Linked DNA regions of Homo sapiens: region 1 is linked to region 2. Evidence: read pairs that join two places in POLR2A ChIA-PET (ENCODE). Cell type or tissue: PC-9. All regions are shown on one strand. Links, peaks and the distances in the headings refer to the core of each region. The heading gives the core; the rest is flanking DNA. Region 1 has its middle 42 kb from the start of AEBP2. Region 2 overlaps LOC101928387 (a long non-coding RNA gene).

The links. Peaks named below come from ENCODE experiments on the same cell type or tissue, not always from the same donor. Only the 100,000 strongest peaks of a DNase experiment are listed, where the experiment ranks them.
Region 1: POLR2A ChIA-PET joins it to region 2 with 11 read pairs; 3 of 35 experiments call an interaction of 5 or more read pairs at or near these places.

Annotation. Positions count from the first base shown.
Region 1 is chr12:19,396,376-19,399,187 of GRCh38, reverse strand. No RefSeq gene overlaps it. Among named protein-coding and RNA genes, the nearest start is that of AEBP2, 42 kb to the left of the region's middle. In PC-9, for the core only: no CTCF peak of the experiment used is centred there; DNase peaks (open chromatin) are centred at 1,447 and 2,477; H3K27ac peaks cover 509 bases.
Region 2 is chr12:19,649,269-19,652,080 of GRCh38, reverse strand. It overlaps LOC101928387 (a long non-coding RNA gene), which reads right to left. Exons shown (of 7, transcript XR_007063236.1): 4 at 1,603-1,685; 5 at 58-706. Among named protein-coding and RNA genes, the nearest start is that of AEBP2, 210 kb to the right of the region's middle. In PC-9, for the core only: no CTCF peak of the experiment used is centred there; no DNase peak of the experiment used is centred there.

The DNA.
Region 1 (2,812 bases), core at 295-2,794, 250 kb after region 2:
TTGGCAAGGGAAGACAGACTTGTGACCTAAAAGGAAATCAGGATTTAAAGCATTTACAAATGTGAGGCTCTTCTGTGTCCAAGTCTCCTTTGGTAAGAGACATACTGCATTTGACCATTAACTTCCATGCTATTCACTTAACATAAGTTTCTCAAGTTTATGTTTTAGGATAGGGCAGTCCCTTGAATATCAAGATGATACTACTGATCTGACATTACAAATATATAAAGACACACTTTCCCCAGGAGTGTTGAAAATGTCCTGTCTACATCACCTCCTTAAAATCCCTTGGGAATAACAGCACTTTTGCGATGACAAATTGGAAGTAGGGATGTTGATGATGGAAGAAATGTTGCCTGTATTTGAATCTCCTGGCCCCCCGGGGGGGGTAAGCTCCTGGCCTCATTGACATCAGAGTCCAACAAGCTGAGTGAATTGGTACATACTCTACTTAAAGGCAATTATTTCACAGCTGAATGTTTGGTTGTTTTCTTTATGTTGCTGCTTTGTTTTTTGTTTGTTTTTGTGACAGAGTATTGCTCTGTCACCTAGGCTGCTATGCAGTGGCCCCATGCCCTGCTCACTGTAGCCTTGACCTCCTGAGCTCAAGTGATCTTTTCTCTTCAGCCTCCTGGGTAGCTGCAACTACAGGTGTGAGCCACCACACCCAGCTAATTTTTGAAATATTTTTAGAGATGGGGTCTCCCTGTGTTTCCCTTGAACTCCCTATGTTGGTCTTGAACTCCTGGGCTCAAACAATTCTCTCTCCTTAGCCTCCCAAAGTGCTGGGATTAGAGGGGGGAGCCACTGTGCCAGGCCACATCTCAATGTTTTAAGTGAGACACATGGTGCAGGGGAAAAAAAAATCCCTGTCTCTCTCCCCTAATTTTTTTTTTTTTTTTTTTTTGAGATGGTGTCTCACTCTGTCGCTCAGGCTGACACCATCTGGGCTCACTGCAACCTCTGCCTCCTGGGCCCAAGTGATCCTCCCGCCTCCTACATCAGCCTCCCGAGTAGCTGGTACTACAGGTGCACACCACCACACCTAGCTATATATATATACATATATATATATATACACACACACACACACACACACACACACATATTTTTGTATTTTTAGTAGAAACGGAAACAGGGGTCTCACCATGTTGCCAAGGCTTGTCTTGAACTCTTGAGTTGAAGAGATCCACCCGCCTTGGCCTCCCCAACTGCTGCAATTATAGGCATGAGACTCGCTGCTGGCCTCCTCTAATTTTCTAATCTGTCTGCACATTTATGGGTCATTGCCTAATTATAACTGGAGGTCACCACTGGGACCTGCTGAACAGTCCCAGAGTTTAGAGCCAAGTTACAACCTGTTATCCTTCAGCACAGCTCCAGAGCAAGTTCTCAGATGGAAAACTTTCTCATCCAACCTGCCAGCAAGATGGCTTCATGATGTGTCATTTGTTTGTAATCTTTGTAGGCAAGATTCAGCAGGCAGCTGAAACAGCTATCAAAGGCAGACTATCTTAGATGGGGCGGAGTCCCCGGAGGCGAAATAAGAATTTGATAAAGAAAGGTTTTCGTTTTGTTTTTTTTTAGAGACAACATCTTGCTCTGTCTCCTAGGCTGGAGTGCAGTGTCACCATCATAGCTCACTGCAGCCTAGAACTCCTGGGCTCCAGTGATCCTCCTACCTTAGCCTCCCAGGTAGCTGGGACTACATGGATGTGCCATTATGCCTGGTTCATTTAAAATTTTTTTTTTTTGATACAGAATTTCAGTCTTGTCACCCAGGCTGGAGTGCAATGGCGAGATCTCAGCTCATTGCAAGCTCCACCTCCCAGGTTCAAGAGAGTCTCCTGCCTCAGCCTCCCGAGTAGCTGAGACTACAGGTGCGCAACACCATGCCCAGGTAATTTTTGTTTTGTTTTGTTTTGTTTTGTTTTGTTTTGTTTTGAGATGGAGTTTCGCTCTTGTTGCCCAGGCTGGAGTGCAATGGTGCCATCTCGGCTCACTGCAACCTCCACCTCCCGGGTTCAAGTGATTGTCCTGCCTCAGCCTCCTGAGTAGCTGGGATTACACGCATGCGCCACCACACATGGCTAATTTTGTATTTTTAGTAGAGACGGGGTTTCTCCATGTTGGTCAGGCTGGTCTCAAACTCCCGACCTCAGGTAATCTGCCCGCCTCGGCCTCCCAAAGTGCCGGGACTGCAGGTGTGAGCCACCACGCCCGACAATTTTTGTATTTTTAGTAGAGATGGGGTTTCACCATGTTGGCCAGGCTGGTCACGAACTCCTGACCTCAAATGATCCACCCACCTTGGCCTCCCAGGCTTGAGCCACTGCGTCCAGCCTTGAAAGCCATCTTTCTATTTTAGAAAGGCAGCCTGGGTGCAGTGGCTCACGCCTGTTCTCAGCACCATGGGAGGTCAAAGGAGTAGGATTACTTAAGAGCAGGAGTTCAAGACAATTGTCGGCAACACAGCAAGACTCTGTTTGTATTTTATTTAGAAAAAGAAAAGGTATTATTTTCCTAAGTGACTAATTTCCCTCTTTTTTTTTTTTTTTTTTGAGACGGGGTCTCGCTCTGTCACCCAGGCTGGAGTGAAGTGGCGCAATCTCGGCTGACTGCAACCTCCCCCTCTCAGGTTCAAGCGATTCTCCTGCCTCAGCCTCCAGAGTAGCTGGGACTACAGGCACATGCCACCATGCTCAGCTAATTTTTTTGTACTTTTAGTAGAGACGGGTTTTCACCATATTGGCCAGGATGGTCTTGATCTCTTGACCTCATGATCTGCCCACCTCTGCCCCCGAAAGTGCTG
Region 2 (2,812 bases), core at 77-2,576:
TGCTGGGAGAAGACGTGAGACTCCTGGATTACAGGCAAATGAGAGGCTATTACTCACCACAATAGTAGTAGCCACGGTATCAGCATCTGAGCCAATTCCTCCAAACCCCAGTACCCGCAAGGTGATGCAAATAGGGCTAGATAATACCAGCATCCACAGTCAATTGTGTTCCAGCAAAAAAAAAACAAAAAAACAAAAAACTGAACTTAGAAAACCTGAATATTTTATAACAGGAAATAAGCATGCCTGCCTATGTCCTGGAAAGAGACATCATCCTTATTATATTGTATAGTAAGCATGCTTATATGTTTGCCCCAGAGGAGGACTACCTCTACCTGCCAAGGTGTATTAGTCTCCTGTTGCTGCCATAGCAAATTAGCACAAACTTAGTGGCTTAATGGATACAAATGTATTATCTTGCAGTTCTGGAGTCAGAAGTCCAAATTGGGCCTCACTGCGCTGAAGTTTCTTTTCCATTTTCTTAACTTTTTCAGCTTCTAGAGGTCACCAGCATGCCTTGGACCATGGCCCCATTCTTCCATCTTCAAAACTAGCAAAGGCAAATTGAGTGCTTTTCACATCACATCACTCTGACCTCATTCTTCCACTTTAAAGGATCCTTGTGATTACGTTGAGCCCACCTGAATAATCCAGGATAACCTTTGTATGTGAAGGTCCTTTAGCTGATCAGCATTCTTAATTTCATCTGTAACATAAATTTTCATTTGTTATGCAAGGTAACGTATTCACAGGTTTCTGGGATTAAGCTATGGACATATTTGGGGAGCCATTATACTGCCTACTACACAAAATAATAAGAAAATCTGCCCTTTGTTCTAGAGCAAGCTTGTCCAACCTGCAGCCCACGGGTCACATGTGGACTAGAATGGCTTTGAATGTAGCCCAACACAAATTGGTAAACTTTCTTAAAACATTATGAGGGTTTTTTGAGATTTTTTTAGCTCATCAGCTATAGTGAGTATGTTTTATTTGTGGCCGAAGATAATTATTCTTCCAATGTGGCCCAGGGAAGCCAAAAGATTAGACACCCCTTTTCTAGAGGGAGATACAATGTCTGTTGTCCAAGGCTGTTAACTATACTATACAAGCACCCTTCAAAAGATAGTTTATAACAAGGAGAAGTCAATGCTTTGCTTCACAAAACACACAGACATGTGAAAGAGCCATAGAAGATGGACCCTCATGACCAGCTGCTACTCTTACATATCGGCATAAGAAATCGAGTAAGGATATTTAATTGCTTTAAACTATATGCATATATTTTTTAAATATGACACCTGACCATTTGGATCACAAAGTTATCTTGGTCAATATAGGTTAAAATCACTATATAATTCCATATATTCATGGAAAGAGAAACTATACTGAATCTTTTTAACAGACGTTTCCCAGTTTAATCACGGATGAAGTGTGTAATCAACCATCATCCACTCACAGAAATCAATGAACACTTACAGGAAACAAAGTGGTTTGAACAACCCAACAAAGTTTGCTTGGAGGTCAATGTTGGGGAAAGAGTCTTTTGATATTTAATTCCAGTGCTAAAGAATTTTCTCTATCAGGAAATTCTTCATACTTAACCTTAAATCTTGGTATTTGCAGCTTTAACTCATCTCCTCTTAATCTGTCCTCAGGGAGCTCTTTCACATGATCCTTAGTGTCTTCTAGAAAGGACAAAGATGAGACTCTCATGATACTCTCCACAATAAATTGTTCTGAAAGAAATTTTCCCTGCTGCTCTTATACCAAACCCATAAAAGATATATGCTTCGGTAAATTTTAGTTTTCTAGTGAAGATTAATTCTATCCATACTAAAATATTCTCATTGGAGTAAGCGGAGAGATGTTTATCATCTTTGGAGAAAGATTTGCATTTTCTATTTTGTTTGTAATAAGTTAAAACAGAAGTTACAACTGAAACAGCAAGGAAAAAAATAGATGATAAAGTACGAGACCATATGCAGAAGTTGCAAAGGAGTTAGCCAAAAACTCCTTAACAATAGCTCTTAAAATCCTTCGTGTACATCAAGGTTATAAAAGGGCATATTGATAAATATTGGTAAGAATTTGTGAAAATAATTTATTTGGGAACAGCTGTTGCCCCTCTCTGAATCCCAGTGCTTCAACATCGCAAAGGAGTTTAGGGAAAACCTGACCCTTACCTCATGAGGGCAAGAGAGAGCTTCAAGAAGACTACTCTGAGAGTAAGGCAATCCTCCTAACTGATGAAAGCTGGATAAAGAAGAGTTTGCTTCTGTTTTGGAATCAGCCTTCATTTCCAAAGTTCATCTAGGCAAATCATGTGTTTCTTCTATACAATGTGTGGGCCTAGGGTCACCATGCATGGTGCGCAAGTTGTATGCTGTCAAGGGTACAACATCTAATGTCAAGATTTATTCACATGGTAGTCATCGTAAGTTTGTATATTTACTTTCTAGTAGACGGCAATAGAAGTTCTTGTTCTAACAAAACCAGTATATATTACAACAACTTCCCCATAAAGTGTCTTGAGAAATGGGCACCTCTTTCTAATAAACACAAAGAACCACATGGACAAGCATGGGCACTATGTGAGTTTCATGTGTGAGAGAAAGAGCCAGCAGAGAGGTTGTTTTTCATCCCATTCAATAGAGCTACCTAGAGAAGCTAATGAAACCTCAGCAAACAGAAGCCAGAGGTAGACCCCCTGATTGCAAGGATCTAAAGATGAAATAAGCAAGAGCATTCCACTGGAACAAGAGAACTACAGATTAGAAATCCACCATCAGGAGAAGAAGTTGGTGCCTACAGA